Regions from separate parts of the Homo sapiens genome. Here region 1 is linked to region 2. A link is a loop called in an ENCODE intact Hi-C map of the cell type or tissue named here. Cell type or tissue: heart left ventricle. All regions are shown on one strand. Links, peaks and the distances in the headings refer to the core of each region. The heading gives the core; the rest is flanking DNA. Region 1 overlaps RASAL2 (RAS protein activator like 2). Region 2 has its middle 17 kb from the start of CRYZL2P-SEC16B.

Region 1 (11,196 bases), core at 1,545-9,544, 81 kb after region 2:
AGAATGGCGTGAACCCGGGAGGCGGAGCTTGCAGTGAGCCGAGATAGCACCACTGCAGTCCCAGCCTGGGTGAAAGAGCGAGACTCTGTCTCAAAAACAAACAAAAAAAAAACAAAAAAAACCAAAAAAAAACATGTGTTATTGTTAGGTTACGAGATTAATTCATGTTTTAAAATTCCAAATAATTAGAGTAAAACCCAGTAAGTGCCAAGACCCTTTTAAAGGCAAGCCTCTTAAATGGAAATATTTATTTATTTAGGTATAGACAGGGTTTCACTCTGTGGCCCAGACTGGACTGCAGTGGCACAATCATAGCTCACTGCAGTCTTGAACTCCCAGGCTCAAGTGATCCTCCTGCCTCAGCCTCCTGAGTAGCTGGCACTGTAGTCGTGCACTACCACGCCTGGATAATCTTTTTTTTTTTTTTTTTTTTTTTTTTGTGGAGACAGGGTACGTATTTGTTGCCGAGGCTGGTCTCAAACTCCTGGTCTCAAGCAGACCTCCTGCCTTGGCCTCCCAAAATGCTGAGATTACAGGTGTGAGCTACTGCACCCAGCTAGGATATATTTCAGTTCATTCTCTTCCCTGTTGGAAAGTATACACCAGACCTAATTTAACATTCTTTTAGTAACTCTTGCAAGGTGGTGGTGGTTTTTCCAAAAACCTGACACTTAGCTGAACATTCTTTTATCAACTATCTTATTTCCTTATCATGCACAAGTTAAATGTTAGACTGAGGAGTAGGTGAGTTATCCCCAAGGAAGTAAAATGATGTTAATTTTCTTGAGGTCACATGAATTGTGAGTAGCTGAATGCTACTGTGAATTCTGGGCAGCCCGACCACAGAGCCTGAACTCTTAAATATTATACTGTATTAACTTGACATGTTTATAAAAGTAACAATTACATGCTACCTGAATGCCCTCAGTAGTTTTGAACATGGTGCAACTGTTTATCCCTATACTAAAATTCCAATTAGGCTATTCTGTTTTGAGTCTTTGTAATCATGTTTTAGAATTTTTGTTTCCTTCCTCATTGTCAGGCATCTTTTCTTCCTCCCTTCCCCTCCTTCTTCCCTTCCCTCTTTCTCTTCCCTCTCTTCCCCCTTCTCTTTTTCCTTCTCTTAGAGTCTTGCTCTGCCACCCACACTGGAGTGTAGCCTCAAACTCCTGGGCTGTAGCCATCCTCCTACCTCAGCCTCCTGAGTAGCTGGGACTGCAAGTGTATACCACTATGCCTGGCTAATTTAAAAAATTTTAAATTTTTTTTTTTTTTGTAGAGACAGAGTCTCACTATGTTGCCAAGGCTGTTCTCGAGCTCTTGGGCTCAAGTGATTCTCCTGCCTTGGCCTCCCAAAGCGCTGGGATTATAGGTGTGAGCCACTGTGACTGGCCTCTTTTTCCTTAAAAAAATAATTTACTACTGTCAGTGTACCATACCTGTTACCTGTTTTCTTATTTCTTTCTGATCTTCTGTGGGCTTGAAGATCATATAAGCAAGCTTTTATGTTTGTAGTTTCTAATCTAGAAGTGAATAGGATCATATATGAGGAGAACATAAATCACCCAGTAATTTACCTGTAGTTATACAAAGTAGTTATTAGGTTGGTGCAAAAGTAATGGTGGTTTTGCAATTATGAATGACACCTTTTTAAAGTTGAGGAGAAATCTCTTTGGGTATTTAACTTGGAGGTAGAATTTGAATAGCAAGATGGATTTTATTTTTTCTAAGGTTTGGAGGATGTGTACCATAACTGATTTGTATGTCATTTTTGTTGTTTTGATTCACCTTTTACAATTCAGAATTTTTTTTTTTTTTTTTTTTGAGACGGAGTCTTGCTCTGTCACCCAGGTTGGAGTGCAGTGGTGTAATCTTGGCTTACTGCAACCTCTGCCTCCCGGGTTCAAGCGATTCTCCTGCCTCAACCTCCCAAGTAGCTGGGACCGCAGGTATGTGCCACCATACCTAGCTAATTTTTGTATTTTTAGTAGAGACAGAGTCCATGTCAGCCAGGCTGGTCTCAAACTTCTGACCTCAGGTGATCCACCCGCCTCGGCCTCCCAAAGTGCTGGGATTACAGGCGTGAGCCACTGTGCCCGGCCTACAATTCAGAAATTTAAATGATACTTTTAGAAGAGTTTGAGGCAGGGAAGTGAAATCCATTAATTAAGAGTGCAGTTTGGTATGTTTTAGAGCTCAATGCTTTGTCCTCTGTCATCCTTCTACTGCATCCCTTTCTTCGTTTCCTCACTTCAACTTTTTAGTAAACTTGTCTGAGGCATTAGCTTTACTCTTACGCATTTTGCTCCCCTGCCTTTTTGTTATAAATATTATCATGGCATGAAACAAAAAGCCTGTTATCTGCCTTTCCATGATCACTTTGGTGACACTGTTTCAGCCACAAGTAAACCTAGCAACTCTATGAATAGCAGGACAGACTTGAATGTGGTGTGTGTGCAAGGAAGTTATTTAACTTTCTTAATCTTAAATGCCACCAGAAAACATTCTGCTCCCTGTTACTTCTTTTTTTTTTTTTTTTAAATTACTTTGTTTTGCGGTAAGGAGTTGGGGAATGTGTGGTGGCAGGGAAGTAATGTAAGTTGCTTTATAACTCACTGTCTAACAAAGTTTTGAAAATTTGTCTGATATGTAATTAGGTACTTTAGGGTTATTAGGTTTTCATAAAAATTCTGGTTAGGGCTCTTGCCCTGCTCCCAATGAAAGCCTTTCCACAGGGCAAATATAAAAGAGAGAGTAGAGGGAATCCCCCTGAGGTTTAAATAAGTCAAACCAGTAAGTAATAGTGCTAAGTTTGTCAGTGCCTCTCTTTCTTACTGTACTTAACATCTAAAGGGCACCTCATTTATTTTCAGCTAATTATGTTCTTTATGAGTGACTGTCAAATCAGGGAAGGGTGTGACGATCATGTGGAGATACCTTTTCTAATTAATAGCTGCCTTGCTCCTCAAGATTCTGATGAATGTTGGGAAAGGAAAAAAGTTGAGGTGCAAACAATGTGAGAAATTTAATAATTGAGAGATACTTAAATTTTTTATCTATTGCTGTATAACAAACTACCCCTAAACTTAGCAGCTTAAAACAATGAACATTTATCTATTATCTCACATAGTTTTGTGCATCAGAAATTTAGGAGCCACTTAGCAGAGTTGTTCTGGCTCAGGGATTCTCATAACATTGTAGGCAAGATGTTGGCAAGGCTGAAGTCATCTGAAGGCCTCTTTGGGGTGGGAGGATGGCTATTGTCAGGAGACTTTACTTCCTCTCTGGCTTTTGGCAGGAAGCCTTAGTTGTTAATCATGTGGACCTCTCTGTAGAGCTGTTTGGGTAATCTCAGGACATGGCCTAGAGTGAGTAGTCCCAGCTACTTGGGAAGCTGAGGTGGGAGGATTGCTTGAGCCTGGAAGGTTGAGGCTGTAGTGAGCCGTGATCGTGGCATGGCACCCCAGCCTAGGTGGCAAAGTGAGACCCTATCTCAAAAAAAAAAAAAAAAAAAAAAGAAGGATTAGATGATGTTGAAGGTGAAGCCTGCTATAGGGGCAGGCAATCGACATCAGTTAATCTTTTTCGTATTCTAATTGCAGGAGACCGATGATTAACAGCAAAAACAATAGCCAACGCCATAGACATTTCAGCTGGTTCATTTTACACAATTCTGACTCTGCTCAGTGGGTGCCAAAACTGTTGCTCCCAGATCAATTGCAGACAAGAGCAGAGCTTTCACTGGAAATTTCAAACAGGTGGGATCAACATTCTGAAGGATTTCTTTGAAGAATTTTAACAATAAATGAACATGGTTTTACCAGTACATCCTGAAGACAAAGTACAATCAAATCACTGGCTACCAAGAGTTGGAAGTGAGAGCAGAAGCAGACTGATCAAGAACAAAGGTCATGGCAACACTTTTTTTGGGATACGCAAGGCATTTTGCTCGTTGACTTTTGGGAGGGCCAATGAATGCCAACATCTGCTTATTGTAAGAGTATTTTAAGAAAGTTAGCTAAAGCTTGAGCAGAAAAATGCCTAGGAAAGCTTCACCAGAGAGTCCTTCTCCACCATGATAGTGCTCTTGCTCATTCTTCTCATCAAACAAGGTCAATTTTGGGATAGTTTTGATGCACATTTATTAGGCATCCACCCTACAGTCCTGATTTGGCTCCTTCTGACTTTTTTATTTCTTAATCTTAAAACGTCTATAAAGCGTATCCATTTTTCTTCAGTTAAAAATGTAAAAAAGACTGCATTGACATGGTTAATGCAGGACCCTCAGTTCTTTAAGGATGGACTAAATATGTGTTATTATTGCCTACAGGTGTCTTGACCTTGATGGAGCTTATGTTGAGAAATAAAGTTTATACTTTCTATTTTCATCTAATTCCATTTTTTCCACAAACTTTTTGGAGTCCCCTTGTATTTCCAGAATACTTGTGAATGGCTTTTTCAAATTAATTTGGCCTAAATATTATCCCAATTTATTAACCTTAATTGGAGAATGTTGAAAATCTTGTCTCTTCATAAAAAAAAAAAAAAAAAAAAGCCATTTCCGAATACGTAGTAGCTGAATTCCTAAGGCTAAACTGAGAAATTCTGTAGTTTAACTACTTGATTTACCTATTATAGCAATTATATAAAGTATAGAAAAGAAATAGCATTTTACATATACTATTGTATTAGTCCATTTTCATGCTGCTGATAAAGACATACCTGAGACTGGGCAATTTACAAAATAAAGAGGTTTAATTGGACTTACAGTTCCATGTGGCTGGGGAAGCCTCACAATAATGGTGGAAGGCAAGGAGGAGCAAGTCCCATCTTACATGGATGGCAGTAGGCAAAGAGAGAATGAGGAGGATGCAAAAGTGGAAACCCCTGATAAAACCATCAGGTCTCATGAGACGTATTCACTAACACGAGAACAGTATGGGGAAACTGCCCCCATGATTCAGTTATCTCCCACCAGGTCCCTCCCACAACATGTGGGAATTATGGGAGTTCAATTCAAGATGAGATTTGGGTGGGGACACAGAGACAAACCATATCAACCGTATGAACTCTTTGGGTCTGTAGAATAAATAGCTATTGTTTTTTAAATCTAGCATGATCCCAGTTAGCTAGGATTGCTAATATAAAAGAAATAAAGATAGTGAATATGAAATTAATTATCCAGATTTTCAGTTCATAGATTTTTATGTAAACCACTGTCCTTTTGTAGCTCTGTATTTAATTAAGCATTTCCTTCTGGTAAGATAGTTTTCTTTCAAACAGAGAGGCAATATAATGTAGCAGAAAGATTGTAGGCTTGGAATTAGACCCATTTGGGCTTGAGTCTTTGCTTTACCTGTGGGACCGTGGACCAGCTGCTTAATCTTCATATCAAATCTATTTCCTCATCTAGAATAATAGTATCTAAGGTTTCTTGTGAAGATTAAAAGAAATTATGTGAAGGGTTTCCCAGTGTTTCTTAGATACTCTATTTTTTCCCTTAAAGGACTTGGCCAGGTGTGGTGGCTCATGCCTGTAGTCCCAGCACTTTGGGAGGCTGAGGCAGGAGGATCACTTGAGGTCAGGAGTTCGAGACCAGCCTGGCCAACATGGTGAAACCCTGTCTCTACCAAAAAATACGAAAATTACCGGGGCGTGGTGGCGGGTGCCAGTAATCTCAGCTACTCAGGAGGCTGAGACAGGATGATTCCTTGAACCTGTTGTGGGGAGGTTGCAGTGAGCCAAGATTGCGCCACTGTACTCCAGCCTAGGTGACAAAGTGAGACTCTGTCTCAAAAAAAAAAAAAAAAAAAAAAAAAAAAAAGATGAAAAGATAAGACAACCAGAAAAGAAAAGGTGTCCCTGATGAGATATATTTAAACTGAAACATAAAGGTCTAGTCCTATCCCTGCAGTGAGAATAATATGTTCAGAGCTTTAGAAGAAGAAAAGCTTGACAATTTTGAGAACTAATTGAAGGCTTTTATCCTTTAATTAGATGTAGTGGGGATAAGATTGGAAAGGTAAGTAGGAGCCAGATCTTAAGGGCCTCTGAGGTTGTGACATTTATTTGTATTTAATTTTTAATGTAGTTGAAACCATTGGAGAGTTTAAATCCACAAGGGCTATAATTCTGCTTTCCAAAATTTTGAGACAGTAAGCTGCAGTTAACTTCCGTGGAGGAATTTATTTTTCTCTTGTTATTCAGAGTCTTAGAATCTAATGTTTATTAGTTTCAGGATTTTATTCTTTTTTCAAAAGCCAGAGAATAAACTTGGGTAGAAGGGATCCATGTAGATCTATGATTCTTCTCAGTAAGAAACTTAAAAATAACTGCAGGGTCTGAGACAGAACTTTCCCTTCTCTGTTTTGCTTCTGCTCGCAGAATTGAAGTTATATTTTCCTCTGTCCTCTTTCTCCCAATTACTGCATTTTTAAGGAAGTTGGGGATTGAGCATTTGAAGTTAGTTCTACTGTCTCCCTCTGTTGTTTTTCTGTGGAGTGTGGCACCGTTTTTACTGTGCTGAAGCAGATTTTCTGGAACATTTCTAAGGCACATACAATCCCAGCTGCTTTTTTTCTGTTGGTGCTAAGAGAAGTCTATTGCCTATGCTTCTGTCATCTGAGGTATATAGTAGGACATAATATTGGGCACTAATTTATTAGCAAAGCTGTTAACTTTTAAATGACTTTTTAAAAGTTTTGGAATTTCATTTCACAGAATGAAAAATTTTGTCAGTGGTTTTAGGAAGAAAGCCTCAGATGCTTACTGACGCTTTCAAATGGTCAACAAAAAGTAGAGTTAAAGATTTTGTGAAATGATTTGTTTGTGGCCAAAGAAATCATGATTGTGACTCAGATGATTTAGTTAAATGTATACCAAATAACTTTTTTTAAACTGTGGAAGAATATATAAAGAATCTAATGTTGGTACTGTTTTTAGTCGCCATTTCTGCGTCATATTTTATAGAGATTGTTCTTACTCTAGTGAGGGTGATTTAAAGGGCAGGTGTTCTGGATTGCCAAAGGCATTGTGGAAACAGAGATGCTCTCACTTCTTTCCTGCTCAGTGCTTTCCAGAAGCTGTCAGGAGAAGTGCCACGTGTATTTTCTACCTTCTGTTAGCTATGCAGAAGGAAGAGGAAGAAAAATATTATATTTTTGGAAACTTGAGTTAAGAATTCAGATTATTATGGGAATAGAAAAATGGTGATGAGATGTCTTTATTTGACTGCACAGGGAGAATTGTTTGGAGTCTGAAGATCTTTTGGCTACCTTTATAAAAAAGAATAAAAATTGATAACCATGCTTAAAGTCATGAGCTGATTCTCCTGAAGTTCCCTGAAATAGTCATATGAATGATATCATATACTTTTGTACATTGTTGTCATAATGGATATTCTTTTATACCACATATTAATATATCTCAAATGTAAAAGTTTTACATAAAGTACTTTTTCAGAATAGTTTCATGAATTAGAACTGATTTTATCATACACACTAAGGCATCATAGACAGCACTGTGTTGGTCTCTCTTCATAACAGAGAGATTATATGTATAAGCCATATAACCTTGAACGAGCTGTATAACCTCTTTCTCATTTCTCTCATCTCTAAAATGGTATGAAAATGCCCTATTTAATTTGATTCTGAGCTGCATACATTTTTTTCACATTCTAAGGGCTCTGAAATCAGGATACATGTTTGTGATTGCTGTATTTTACTATCAGTCATGTGACAGTAGACATGAAGTTATATGAAAATTCTTAATTTATACCTTTTGGTATGGTCACTGCATCTGATCATCCGAATGGAGTTGATGATAGTACATACCTCGAAGGACTTTTGTGAGTATCAAATCAATTTATATATATAAGGTAGTTAGAACAGTTCCTTCCATCTAGTAAATGCTATTTGTGTTAGCTATTTTTAATATTAGAAATATAACAGTGATTGGCTGATTTATTTATAATTTTAAGATTATATAATACCCTTTGTCTGTGGACCACAAAGCATGTTTTATTGGACATTTTGAAAAAGAAAGGTAAATTCCTTGTTGTTATAGATATATAATAAATACAAAGTAGAGAAGATTACTGGTTAGAAGAGGTAATTGAGGGTGGTAAAAGTAGAATGTCTTCTGTATTTAATGTAAGATGTAAGTTTCTGCTATACATATTTCTGGTATTAATGTTAGGGAGTGGATTTTAATAAAAATATCTAGTGGATCTCAACTTTTTGGAAGAATTGTTAATCTCTAGTGGTATATACTTTCTGTTTAGATTTCTTTCTCTCATGGGAATAAGGGAACTTTTTTCTGAGAGGACCATATTTGTGAAAAATGGAGCATTTCAGTTTTTGTTCTAATTGTAATTTTCAGATGATCTACACTAAATCTAATAGATTAGTGTTATAATTATTCATTATCTGATTACAGCTATAAACTTTTTACTTACCCTTTTATTGATGTATATACTGTTTCTGACTTAAAAGTAGACAATTTCAGAGTGATAACAGTGTTTTTGAATTTTTAAAAGTTACTCCTTACTATTACTCCATATTCTTAACTTTAATTCCCAATATGGCACAGAGTTATTGACAAAATATTTTCCATTTTTTACCAAGAGTCGGAAAGTTACCTATGATAGGTGAAGAAACTGCAGGGAAGTTATTTATTTATTTATTTGTTTATTTATTGGTACTATACCACATGAACTCCATGTTGTAATTATCATATAAAATTGTCAGTTGTCATAAGTTTTTTTTTTAACGTGGATTTTTCTAGGGTGATTTCCTTTGTAGTAAATTAGTGATAAAATTATCTAAACACCCTATTACCTTTTATGGGAATGAAATGTACACAAATTTTGATATTTCATGATAAAAAGTCAGGGTACCTTTTAATGAGCTCCTCTTTGTGAAAACCAGAGCACTTTATATGTGCAGTTGTATTTACTTTGCTATACATAATGTTTTTCTTTTTATAAATACCCTTTTAAAAGTTTGTCTTATTCTTTCCTCTACTTTTTAATGCTAAGAGGTGAAAGAACTTGTCACCTTATTGGTAAATGTCAGAATTTTGAACCCAGTTCTATATTATTCTAAAACCTATGAAAGCAGATTGGAAGTTTAAAATTTGAATCACTGTCTTTTAAGACTAGAGCAGTGTTTCTCAATCTTTTTTTCATTATTGCTCCTCCAAGGACAGTTTTTGTTTTTTAAAATAGACTTCATTTTTTAGAGCAGTTTGAGATTTACAGAAAAATTGTGCAGAAAATACAGAGAGTTCCCAAGTGCCACTCTCCCCCAACCACACATAATTTCTTCTATGTTAGTTTGGTACATTTGTTGCAGTTGATGAACCAATATTGATGCGTTATCAGTTTACATTAGGTTTCTGTCTTTGTATTATACAGTTCTATGGTTTTGACAAATGCATAATGCCATATCTCTACCATTACAGTATTATATAGGATAGCTTACTGCCCTGAAAATACCCTGTGTTTCTCCTCTTCTTCCATTCTTTCCTCCCCCTGAAACTCTGTCAATCACAGATATGTTTACTGTCTCTATAGTTTTACCTTTTCCAGAATGTCACATGGTTGGAGTCAGACAGTATGTAGCCTGGCCTTTTTCGTTTAGCAATATGCAGTTAAAAGTTTCCTCCATGACTTTTTGTGGCTTGATAGCTCATTTAAAAAAACCAGTGAATCTCCATTGTGTTGGATGTACCACAGTTTATACATTTAGCTGTTAAAGGACATCTTGTTTGCCTCCAGTTTTTCATAATTTTAAATTTGTGAACTCCTCACATGTTTTACTTGAAAAGCAAAATCCTAAGAAGTCCTTTAGACCCCCAGTGTATTCGGTAATTTTTGCATTGCTATAAAGAAATACCTGAGACTGTTAATTTATAAAGAAAAGAGGTTTAATTGGCTCATGGTTCTGTAGGCTATGCAAGCATGGCACTGGCATCAGATTCTGGTGAGGGCCTCAGGAAGCGGAAGGCAGAAGGGCAGCAGGCACATCACATGGCCAGAGTAGGAGCAAGAAGGAGTGGGGGAGGCACTACATACTTTTTAAACAGCCAGGTCTTATGTGAACTCAGAGCGAGAGCTCACTTATCACCAAGGGAATGGTGCCAAGCCATTCATGAGGATCCACCCCTGTGATCCAAACACCTCTGACCAGGCCCCATCTCCAACACTGGAGACCACTTTTCTTTTCTTTTCTTTTTTTTTTTTTTTTTTTTTTTTTGCAGTTGCAAGATTGAATAGAGTGAAAACAGAGCTCCCATACAATGGGAGGGGACCCAAAGGGGGTTGCCCACTCCCAGCTCGAATGCCTGGGGTTTATATCCCAATCATTGCCCCTTCCTCTGTGCTGTCAGGCGAGAGATGATTTATTTCTTTACCTCCTGTTTTTAGACTAATTGGTATTTTAATGAGCTCTCTTTACTACCTGATTGGCCAGATGTGAGCTGAGTTACAAAAGTCCTGTGTTTAAAGGTAGGTGCAGTCACCTTCCCCACCTAAGCTTAGAAATTGTTAGTCGGCCTAGGAAATCCAGCTAGTCCTGTCTCTCAGTACCCCCTCTCAACAGGAAAACCCAAGTGCTGTTGGGGAGGTTGGCCGTCGACTGCTCCAACTGCTTCCTGCTTAATTGGGGCATAGTAGGGGTTGTGCATTTGAGATTTCCTCGGGAGGAGTGCCTTCGATGTCATTAACATCGGAGCATGGGCTAGCAGGCTGGTCCAGGGATCCGCGGTAGATCTTAGTCATGGACTGCATCTGGGGCTCCATTTGAAGAACGATGTGTTGTTTTACAGCTTTGATTCTGGAAGAGACAAACTTAACAAGGAGGTTAAAGATACAGGGATTGAAATGTATGGCCTAAAGTGCAGGGGCATATGGGTGTAGGTGGTGAAAGTGGGGTTTCCTTTAGAAAAACCCCTATACGATGGGGCGTCAATATTTCCGGGAAGCTGCATTCTCCATAGGAGCTCTTGGTAAGGGGAGCTACTGGTAGTACAGCAGCATGGAGGAGGTGCAGTGAGAGTGAAAGGGGGTAAGAGAACAGTAAAAAGAAAAATACAACAAGGGAGGGCCACGAGGATCTACGATTCTAGTTACTTTCCTCAAGGTTGTTGCTTGAAGAGCAGGCGCAGATCCTCTAGAGATTCACAGGAATAGCTAGC
Region 2 (11,196 bases), core at 2,098-10,097:
ATATTCACACACTCACAAATATGATTTCAATGAAACAATGTGCTGACAGGGTTGCCTGGTTACCAGTCATCACTTAAGCAGGTACCAGCAGGCATTTGGGCTGCATTCCTGGCACCCAGATGGGCCAACTTGGAAGCAGTAGTGACCTGGGCAATGGCTGTTGTGGCCCTTAAAACCAACCACCAGGATTAGATGCAGGGAACTGTCTTCCACCTTGAACCATCATTATTAATTCAGTTGACAAATTCCCAAGCATTCTGGCAACCTTATGAAGCTCTTCCATCTCCCACCTCCCCCAAAGGGAACAAATTATTCCCTTCCATATGTCACTCCAAAGAACTTTGTACCAACCTGTAGTAGCTTGCTAATCTCAATGTTCAGGTGGTATTTATCTATTTACCCCCACAGCTAAGCTGTGAGCATTGTAGATAATTCCAACGACAGCATAGCGAAGTGAAAATTTGGGCTTTGGATTAAGATGTAACTATGTTTAATTCCTGGGTTAGCTACTTACTCACTGTGACCTTGTTAAAGTTATCTAACTTCTCTGAGCCTCCATTTCCACATCTTTAAAAGAGGCATAATAAGCCAGGCACAGTGGCTCATGCCTGTCATCCCAGCACTTTGGGAGGCCAAGGCAGGTGGATCACGTGGTCAGGAGTTCAAGACCAGCCCTACCAACATGGTAAAACCCCATCTCTACTAAAAATAAAAAATTAGCTGGGCATGGTAGTGCGTGCCTGTAAACCCAACTACTTAGGAGGCTGAGGCAGGATAATTGCTTGAACCCAGGAGGCAGAGGTTGCAGTGAGCTGATAACAGGCCACTGCACTCCAGCCTGGGTGACAGTGAGACTCCATCTCACAAAAAAAAAAAAAAAAAAAAAAAAAAAAAGAGGCATAATAGGCTGGGAGCCGTGGCTCACGCCTGTAATCCCAGCACTTTGGGAGGCCGAGGCAGGCGGATCGCCTGAGGTCGGGAGTTCGAGACCAGCTTGACCAACATGGAGAAAACCTGTCTCTACTAAAAATACAAAATTAGCCGGGTGTGGTAGTGCATGCCTGTAGTCCCAGCTACTCGGGAGGCTGAGGCAGGAGAATCACTTGAACCCAGGAGGCAGAAGTTGCAGTGAGCCGAGATCATGCCATTGTACTCCAGCCTGGACAACAAGAGCAAAACTCCATTTCAAAAAAAAAAAAAAGAAGCATAATAATTCCCACCTCAGGTAGTGGTCGTGAAAATTAAACAAAGTAAGCACGTTTGTGGCAGCACTCAATCAATAGCAGCTTTTGTTATGAAGACACTGTCCCTGCCCTTGAGCCTCTCACTGTTTAGTGGAGCGAAGTTCGCATAAGGAGGCATCTCAAATGCCTGTGATATGTTCTGTGATGAAGGGCTGCAAGAGGCGATATGGGAGCAGAGAGGAAGGTCAGCCTACCCCAGCCAGAGGACATCATTTCAGGAAAGCCTCAGAGAAGAAGAATGAAGAAGAATTACCCAGCCAGAGGGCACAGCTAAATGTGTCCCAGGCAAAGGAGTACACACGACAGAACATGGCATGGTCAAGGAATTGCAAGTGGTCATTTACAATTGAAGTTACGGTTTGAGCTGGAGAATGATGAGGGATGAGGCTGTTGTAGAAAGAGTATAGGTTTTGGAATTCCAGCAGTCAGGAATTCTAGCTTCTTCACTCTCCAATCACATATCCTCAACCAAGTGACTTCTTTCTGAGTCTCCGTTTCCCCATTTGTAAAATGATGGCGATTATATGAACTAATGTATGTAAAGTGCCTGGCACAGAATATACATTGTTTAAATGATAACAAGTATTCTTTAACTGTGTTTATCTAGGATACATTTGGTGGTTGATCCATAGTATACACTCATTTTTATTGAATCAGTTGAAAGAGGAATGGGTGAATCATTCACTTACTGCATATTTTTTAGACACTCTCCATGTGCCAGTCACTGTTCTAGGCACTAGGGACACAGCAGCTAACAAAGCAGACAAAAGTCTCTGCCGCGGTGGGACTTACAGTTCGTGAATTGAGATGGGAAAGGGGACGCAGGTGTCCGTGAGGGGACATTGTACATCATGGTCCCTGTGTCTTTATGGTTCTCTGATGAAAAGCTAATAACCTGACAAGGCAAAGTTCCCAAGAGGTCTGGATGTTAATTCCACTTCATAATAACAATGAGGAGGCTCTCGTCCTCCCCTTAATCGCTTCTCACTTATCAACCCCCAGCTTCCTGTTGTGATCCGGGGGAACTGGTGAGTTGTGTTGTTTGTCAGGAAGAAATGTCAAGGAGAGCTCAAGTAATTATTGGGCTCTAATGTTTAAAGCCATGGCAAGAGGAAATAGGAAAGCAGTGCATACAAAAAGGCTATGGAGAGGGAGATTTGCCTATCTCAGCAGCCAAGTGATAAGTGAGCTCAAATGCCTTGTGATGATGCATGGTTTCATTTCAACAGCAGGATAATCATACTTCACATGTGTGTATCTCTTTAGAGAAAGGGTTCACCAAGGGGTTCACCAAGGGGATCTCATTTAATCCTCAGAACGACTCTGTGAAGTAGGCATTCACCCCATTTAATCCCATCTCTGTCCTGTAGGTTAACTCCTCCCTCTCCACTGTGGCATATAATGATGCCCACGTTTCAGTCATAAACAAAAACAACGAAAGGCTTCCTTCATTCCTTATCTCTGTCTAGCCATCATCTCCTCCTCACAGCCAAGTCCACCAAACATTAAGAATATGCTTGTTAGCTCCATTGGTCTCCTTCCATTTACTCATCCTATTGTGATCAACCCCCAAAGGCCAGTGAAATTGTTGTGACTTCCCATATGCTCAGTCCAAGGGATGCTCATCGGTCCCTATGATAGTTGGCTTCTTTAGCTTTCAAAGCCATTTTCTGCTCTTTCTCCTCCTGCTTCCCAGCCTGCTCCTTCTCAGTCTTGTCCTCAGCTTCTTCTCCTCTGCCACACTTTGATGCTGTCTATCGGGGCTCTTTCTACCACCCTTCTCTGTGTGTGTGTGTGTGTGTGTGTGTGTGTGTGTGTGTGTGTGTGTCTCCATCTCTCCAAGTGAACAGGATTTCTTTAAAATCCTGCTCAGGCTTCCGATTTGTGAAACCCTCCCTAGCAGCAGTCCGACCACCTCTCACCTTCTCACTCTGCTGCCCCACCTTGAAAACATGTGCATTCCCCTTCCTCTTGCTTTCACAGTGGCTCTTTCCTAGCTTCAGTAAAGCTCACATCACATTGTGCTGTGACTGTTTGTGTGTATGCCTTCCCCAGGAGATTATGAAAAACTTCAGGGTCAAGACTGTGACTTCGCTATTTGTGTATTCTCAGTGCCTAGCTAGGTACCTGGCATATGGTAGACACAGATTTACAAATGTTTGGTGAATTCTTAAGAGTCAAACCAAGAGCAATCAATAAAAAGTCAGGGCCTAAACCCCAGTCTTCTGACTTTAAAGGTGGTAGTCTCTCTACCTCAGCAGAGAAAAAAAGCAGTGTTGCAAGTATTTAATTATAAGTGCCTCAACCCCAGTGAATTCTATAAATTAAGGAGCAAGATGGAGGGAAGGATTTCCTTTTCCCCACAAATATTGCCCCAGCTACCAGGTGTGGAAGGATTGTTTGGCATCTGTAGCCTTCCTTTTGCATACCCCAGGATAAAAGAAGAAAAAAAAAAAACACCCACCTCCCCTCTCTTCCTCCCAGTGGACAGCCGTCACCATCACTTCCTGTTAAGCTGGGAGGCAGGAAATATGTCCTAGCTCCTGAAACTCCCGATTTCCCTCAGGTTTCCTCACAGACCCAGGGGTGGAGAGTGTTTTAATAAGATGCCTTGTAGCCAGGCCTGCCCTGAATATGATCTCTACCATCCTGAAGTAATACTCCTGAAGAAACCTTCATAAAGTGGTCAAAGATACACCTGGAAAGAAGGAAATTTTGCCTTTACCAGGAATAAACAAGCCTTCCAGGGAGAGGCTCTGAAATCAGACAGTGTGTGCATTCGGCAATTACAAGTTAAAGTTCCACCCAAATACACACAATCAAAGGCTTTAACCAAGGCCATCATTACTTGTGCAGGGCCCTCCTGCTGTTTGGGCAACATTTTAGTGCTGCAGTGAAGCAAGAGAAATGTCATCAAAGCGACGAGGTACGGATAGACCCATTCGGCAGTGCCTTTTTTTGACCTGATGATTCACTTCACCTTGTCGTTTATAATGCTGCAGGCTGGGAGGGAAAGAAGGAAATGAAGAGGAAAAGAGTGGGCTGTGTTGTGCATGTAATTTGTTTCACCATTTCAGACGGCTTTTTAATGAGCATTCTCATTAAGGGCTCTGTGAGTCTATGCTTAAAGTTTTCCGGACAAGCAAATAAGCAAGACTGAAATCAGATGGCATCAGCCCAGCACCTCATAGTTTGTTTCAAACCACAAAAAAAAAAAAAAAAAAAAAAAAAGCTACAGTCACGGGGAATGGAGGAGATTAAAAAAACATTATGTGTGAGAACAGAGATTTGATAACTCTTTTGTCTTAAAACATTTGAAAATTAATGATGTGGTCTTAACTAATCCCCATGAAAATTCCAACGTTCATCAAGTATTAGAATATTAGAGTGTGTCTGTGATAGCATTTCTCTATTCAGCTGGTTCCCATGGAGAGAGGTAATAATTGTCCTGTGCTATCCTAGCCCTGGGTTCATATTTCTGGTAGAGTACCCATCACACTGCATCAGATAATGTCCCCTCTAGACGCTGACCCCTGTATAGGCAGTCAGCCTTACCCAGTGCTCCTTTATACTTCTTGAGCCCAACACAGTGTCCAGACATATAGTAGACATTCAATAAATGTAGTTTTGCCGTTTAAATGAATTCATTAGGTAAAATTAACACATGAACAAGTACATAAAAGACTTACACTTGAGTAGTAGACTTCACATCAGAGTAATTTATCACCTCGCAAGGTTCAACAAACATTTTAGTTTGTGAACAGCCCCTTAGTAAAGCGGCAGCCTTCATTTAAAATTATCAAGAGGGAGGCCGGGCGTGATGGCTTACCCCTGCAATCCCAGGACTTTGGGAGGCCGAGGCGGGCAGATCACCTGAGGCCAGAAGTTAGAGAGCAGCCTGACCAACATGGTGAAACCCCATCTCTACTAAAAATACAAAAATTAGGTGGATGTGATGGTACATGCCTGTAATCCCAGCTACTCAAGAGGCTAAGGCACAAGAATCGCTTGAACCCGGGAGGTAGAGGCTTCAGTGAGCTGAGATTGTGCTGCTGCACTCCAGCCTGGGCAACAGAGCGAGACTCTGTCTCAAAAATAAATAAATAAATAAATAATAATAATAATAATAATAAAATTTTCAAGAGGAAGGAAGAAAAGTACTGGTGGGGATTTGAAGTGGTTTTTTTTTTTTTGTCATTGATGAGCACTGTCTATTGGGTTTCTGGTCATGAATTGGCCCTTTTTATGAATGAGAAAGTGATGCAGTTGTTACCGTATTTATCTTTACAGTGAGTTTGTTAACAGAACATAAATACAGACACATGAAAGTGAATTCTCTCTGTTGCCTATGCTTGAACCAGTTGTCCAGCAATCCTTCCCTCTGTATGGTACAAAGAATGCCTCACTCTCTATGATTCCAGGGACTTCTAGAGATGATATACTTTAAAAGTCTGACATAGTGGTGGCCGTGGATGGTTTGCTTGATAAAAGCCAGGCACCTCCCCACCCTTGTTGCCAGGAAGGGTACAAAATGAGGAAAGTAGCGCTCTTCATTAGTGCTTTATTGGATTGGAGATAGGTATCAAAAGAGGGTGACACAATCCTCCCTAAAACATTCGCTCAGTGTTTCCATCCATTTTTTGCTGCTCAATATTCTTGTGTGTACTGGATTCATACCAGAGATGTAGACACTGTTTCTTCCCTCTCTCTCTCTCTCCTCTCTCTGTCTTTCTCATCCAAATCCATCCTTGAGTAGTAAGCAAGAAGTCAGTGATCCATCCCTAGGAGCAGAAGAATGGGCGTGGGTGTTCTCAGATTATGTATCTGGAGAGTTTTTTTCTGATGAGCATCACCTAGTCAGTACTTCACAAAGTGTGATCTGAGGACTGTGTGCATCAGATCCCTGAAGATGCTGATTGAAGGGCTTGATCTCCCTGCTGGCTTGGCATTCTGGGAAGGAGCACTGACATCTACAGTTTTGTCAGGCTCCCCGGATGATCCTGCTTCCTGCCGAGGTTGGAGGGCCTCTGGCCCTGACTTCTGACCTGGTGGCGCCTTGGCTCACTAGAGGGCACCATGGAACAATGTTTTTTCTGGCTGCGGGCTTCCTGTTCCTGCCAACCCACCAGGGATGCGGTGCCCACATAGTTCTGGGCTACAGCTTCCAAGCCCATCCTGGAACCACAGTTTCCTTTAAGAAACTTAGTGCAGTTGCCACATCACCAAACAGATCTAGTATTCATTTCCACAATGGCACTATAATAAATTCAATTTCTAAAGAAAAATTAGAGTTTAAGTTATCTCGTGTGTATTCATTAAACACAAATTGTGTACTGCAAAAGCATTAGGTATCAACAGGATTAATAAAAGAAAACATCCTTCCTACTATCAAGAAAAACCTGGAAAAGATAAGACAAAATTGTAAAATCATTTAAAAGCAATTATAATTAATAGTAATTTTCAAATGAACAGTAAAAAAAATTTTTTTTAAATTACAAAATCTGACGCAGACGTTTGCCAGTAAATGTACACACAGGGAGTGGCCCCTAAGCTGACTCGGATGACTGCAAACCAGGATTCCTGAGAAGGCATCGTGGAAAAGGTGGGATGAGAGAGGGCCTTGGAATAAAGTGAAAGGGAGAAGAGGAGGTCAGGGCAGCCTAATTACAACACATGTCTAATTCAGGGCCCTTCCTGTGTCTTAGCAGTGACTTAACTAAAATAAACATGTCGAATGTAAATCTGGGAAGTACCACTGGGCTTTCAATTGTCATATTGCACAGTAGCCATTTATTCAACAAATACTTGCAGAGCACTACTGTGTGCCAGCTACTGGGAGTACAACACTGGACAAGGCAAACGCTTAGTGCTGCCCTCATGTGTTTACAGTTCAGTTGGAGAGACAGGCCAGCAAGCACAATGATTCCAGAGCAGTGTGTTACGTGGTAGGTAAAGCAGGAGGTTTGTGGGTGTTCACAGGAGAGAAGCCTAATCCAGAGCCAGGGTGGTAACAGAAGGCTTCCCTGGGGTAGAAATGTCCAATGAAAGGAAGGATGAGTTAGGAGCAGAGGGAGAAAGAGCATGTTTGAAGGCTGGGGGAGAGAAGAAACAGTATATTTGAGGAACTGAAAGAAAGGCAGTAGGGCTGGCCCCGTGGTAGTGGGGGTGTGCTGAACAGCATGGAGAGCTCGCGGTAGACTGGGGCCAGCTCATGAAGAGTCTTGTAAATCATAACTGGGCTACCTAGACATCATCCTCCGGTCACTGGGGAACCACTGAAGGGTTAAGAGCAGGGGAATGGTGGTTCCCTAATAAGATCTGCATTTTAGGAGGACCTGTCTATGCCAGGGTCAGTGCTACCTTGGAGTAGTAATAAACAAGCAAAGCCATAGGAATCAGTCTCTCTTTAACTGGACCTTTCCGGTTTCCTTCCTCCATCTCCATTTACCAGCTTCCCTTGAAATCCTTTCAAACTGAGGTCTGTTTTTAAGGTCTGCTTCCCATGCTGGATGGCAGAGGAAACAGGAATAGCTTAAAAATGTGACTATCACAAGCTGGACTGCCCTTCTCTGTGTCCCTTACAGTCCTTGAAAAGGGCCATCTCTAGTAAAGTGCAGAAGGAGGAAGAGCCACACTGGATTGAGAGGAAGAGTGGTGGTCCAAACCCCAGTTCCCAGGTTGGACACCCTTAGCACTTACCATCATTTAAAGGCAGTGCCTATTGAATGTTCCCAACACAAAGAAGTGATAAATATTTGAGATGATGGAGATGCTAATTATCCTGATCTGATCACTATACATTATATGTATTGCAGCATTCCTATGTATCCTATAAACATACACAATTATTATGTGTCCATTTAAAAAATTAATTAAATAAAGGCAATGCAGAGGGGGAAACTACAGACAAATGTATGGATCAGTGTACAAAATTAATGTGGAACGTACGAAGAGGGGCTTTATCTTCCTAGGTAACTGCTGTTTTATTACTGCTATGACTGACTTACAGCTTTCACTTTGCTCACACATCAAAATGTAAAACTCTTAATCAGGCCTCTCGTCCTTATCTACATGTTAGCTGAGAAGCAGGTGATGGCAGTAAACTTTAATGACCAGAGGAAGTGTAATACTAATGCAGCCGTTTAAACCTCCCAATTTAATTAAAGTCTAGTTCCGCGCTTGCTGCTTGCCTGGAGAATAGTCAAAGGAGCACTTTTTTTTTTAAACCACTAACTCCACCCTCAGGCCAATCCCAAAGCAGCCTGCACTATATCCTCATTTCCTAAAATGGAAGCCGAATGTATGGAGAACAGGCCTTGGAGGGACACAGGTTCCTCAATTCCGGCCTCTGTGACAGGGAGGTCTCCCGCCCAGTTTCCTTTCCTTCAGAGTGAGGAAGAGTCTGTGTGCAGGGGCTGGAGCCTCTGGACACAAAAATAGAATATTCGAGCGTTTGGATTTTCCTTTCCTGACAGTGAACTTACTCAGGAAGAGGCATTTAAGCAAGATTTTTTTTCCTCTGTTTTTCAAAAAACACGTTTAATGGGAGGAACAAAACTGTTGAGAGAAGATTTTTCAGCCCCATCTTCTTTGGCCCCAAACAGGCCAAGGTGAGGCAGTCTTTTTCTTCCTTAATTGCCCTTTTTGCTTGCAATCACATTGCCCCCCCCACATGCCTCCCCCCAGCATGCTTCTAGACGCCTTTGCAAGGCCCCCCACCAAGTCTTCAAAGCACCACCATGTCTTTGATTGTTGGGCTCATAACTGAGACTTCCCACACAGTGGTATGAAGCGACATATGATTCAAGCATCCTCATTCCAGAAATATTATTAGTCTCAGGAAAAAAAAAATAGGGGCCTGCTCTGTGTCTGTCACCTGAAATAAACTCCCTGTTCCTCTCCTACTGCTTCTCAGATACTCAATTCTAAAGATTATTCCAGCTTATTTTGCCACCCCCAAGGTTTCTAACCCCAGCCCCCCAGCTAGTGACTGAAGGAGAGAGAGGAGGAAAGGGGCCCTCTGAAGTTGGCCACCTCAGGGTATATGAAGCACGTGCTTGTCACGTGGAGAAAAAATGTGCTGGGCTAACCTCTGAGACTCCCTAGAGAATCCAGAGTTTGTGTCTCTTTGCAGAGCTCAGAACAGCCTGTATGTTCTCCTCTCCCTGTTGTGCGCCTGGCGCTTCCCCAGTGAGATATCTCCTGCAAAAGCTTTTCCTGTAAGGGGTGGGGAGCTTTTGTTCTCTGGGAAATATGGTGAAGCTAATTAAGAGCATTGTCCTGTGAGGGGGGGAAGGCGGAGGGCTTTCCGAGATGGTGGTTTTCACCAGGGGTAAGTGAGGGCTGCTGAGATCTCTCTGTCCTGCTGGGTCAACCGTTTTAGGGGGAGATTGTGATGAAGCCCAATAACATAAAAATAGATACGTGAAGTATAATCTCTCCCTCCCTCCCTCTCTCTTTCTCTCTCTCTTTTTTGGCATTTGAGTTTCCGGTACTAACTCACTTCAGAAAAGGACACTCCAACAATTTGGCTTTTAACTCCCACTGACCTGGCACAGACTGGAGGTCACAGGACTAATGCCTTATTCTATTTCACCCCAAACATGCAGGGGTGCTGCTAAAGTGAAATTTCCAGCAACTATATAGATTTAGCTGTGGGCTGTGCGTGTAGAAGTAGTTCAACAACTCTCAGTTCTTGACTTCCAAAACAGGAGTAGCATATTTTATGGCATTTGTAAGATACAGCACCACAAAGGTCTTAAAATATATAAGCTATGATTGTCCCCATAGTAGCAAACCCAATTAGGAGCAAACATGTTGAGGCAGCATTCTGTAAGGTGTGTCACTTATCTGGTTTGCTCTCTCTGGATTTAAAAATCTTTATGTATCAAATACTACAAATATTTATTGAGCACTGACCACATGCTAGGTAGTGTTCTGGGTGCTTCAGATATATTCGTGGATGAAACAAACACAGATTCCTGCCCTTGTGGGGCTTACAGTCTAGCTGAGGAAGATAAAATAAAGAAAAATAAGTAGGTTATATAATATATTACAAGCTGACAAGTGCTTTCGGGGGAAACATAGATCAAAATAAGGGCAATTGGGAGAGTTGTGGTGAAGGAGGCAGGTTGCAATTCAGTTAGGGTGGTCAGGGTAACCATGAGGTGGTCATTGAGGTGACAGTTGAAAAAGACTTGATGGAAGTGATGGAAAGCTGGGTGCAGTGGCTTGCACCTGTAATTGCAGCAACTCAGGAGACAGAAGTGGGAGGATCACTTGAGGCCGGGAGTTCAAGACCAGTCTGGGTAACATAGCAAGAGCCTGTTTCTAATAAACGAACGAACGAATGAATGAGTGAAGTGATGGAGTTCGCCATGTAGACATCTGTGGAGAAGAAACTTTTCCAAACGAGAGAAGAGCCAATGCAGAGGACTTGAGATGAAAATGTGCTTAGAGCAACAAGGAGGCTGCTATGGTTGGAGTAGGAGAGCATAGGAGGAGAGTGGAGAGAGGTGACAGACTCCAGCTCAGCAGAGCCCCGTGTGCCATGGTAAGGACTTTGCCTTTGACTCTGAGCAAAAGAGGGAATCATGGGAGATTTTTTGAGCAAAGCAATGAAGGGATCTCATTTAAATTTTTACAGAACCATACTGGCTGCCTTGTAGAAAATAGACTGGGATAGTGTATCAGCAAAAGTGATTAATCCTAGGTATATAAACATATATATTTTTTTCAGGATATATTTTGAAAGTAGAGCCAGCAAGATTTGCTGATAGATTAGATGTGGAATGCGAGAATAAGAGTTAAATCAAGGACAACTGCAAAGCTTTTGGCCTGAGCAACCGAGAGGAAGGAAAAAGCATCAGTGGAGAAAGGGAAGGGTGCACCAGGGTCACTTGGGGTGCATTTGATCCAAGTAACTTATCTATGGTTCTTATCCAAGTGTGTT

Evidence for each region. A loop is a pair of places that touch in the nucleus more often than their neighbours do. Peaks named below come from ENCODE experiments on the same cell type or tissue, not always from the same donor. Only the 100,000 strongest peaks of a DNase experiment are listed, where the experiment ranks them.
Region 1: a loop joins it to region 2, with 2.0 times the contacts of the local background. A loop is called at or near these places in 5 of 110 quality-filtered maps.

What each region holds. Positions count from the first base shown.
Region 1 is chr1:178,130,963-178,142,158 of GRCh38, forward strand. The region is part of intron 1 of RASAL2 (RAS protein activator like 2); the gene reads left to right. It overlaps LOC105371630 (a long non-coding RNA gene), which reads left to right. Exons shown (of 3, transcript XR_922307.2): 3 at 3,603-4,388. Among named protein-coding and RNA genes, the nearest start is that of RASAL2, 42 kb to the left of the region's middle. In heart left ventricle, for the core only: a CTCF peak has its summit at 6,488; no DNase peak of the experiment used is centred there; H3K27ac peaks cover 966 bases.
Region 2 is chr1:178,048,990-178,060,185 of GRCh38, forward strand. No RefSeq gene overlaps it. Among named protein-coding and RNA genes, the nearest start is that of CRYZL2P-SEC16B, 17 kb to the left of the region's middle. RefSeq lists a silencer at 930-1,087. In heart left ventricle, for the core only: CTCF peaks have their summits at 6,297 (motif pointing right) and 7,114 (motif pointing left); DNase peaks (open chromatin) are centred at 6,322, 8,606 and 9,422; H3K4me3 peaks cover 1,619 bases; H3K27ac peaks cover 6,947 bases.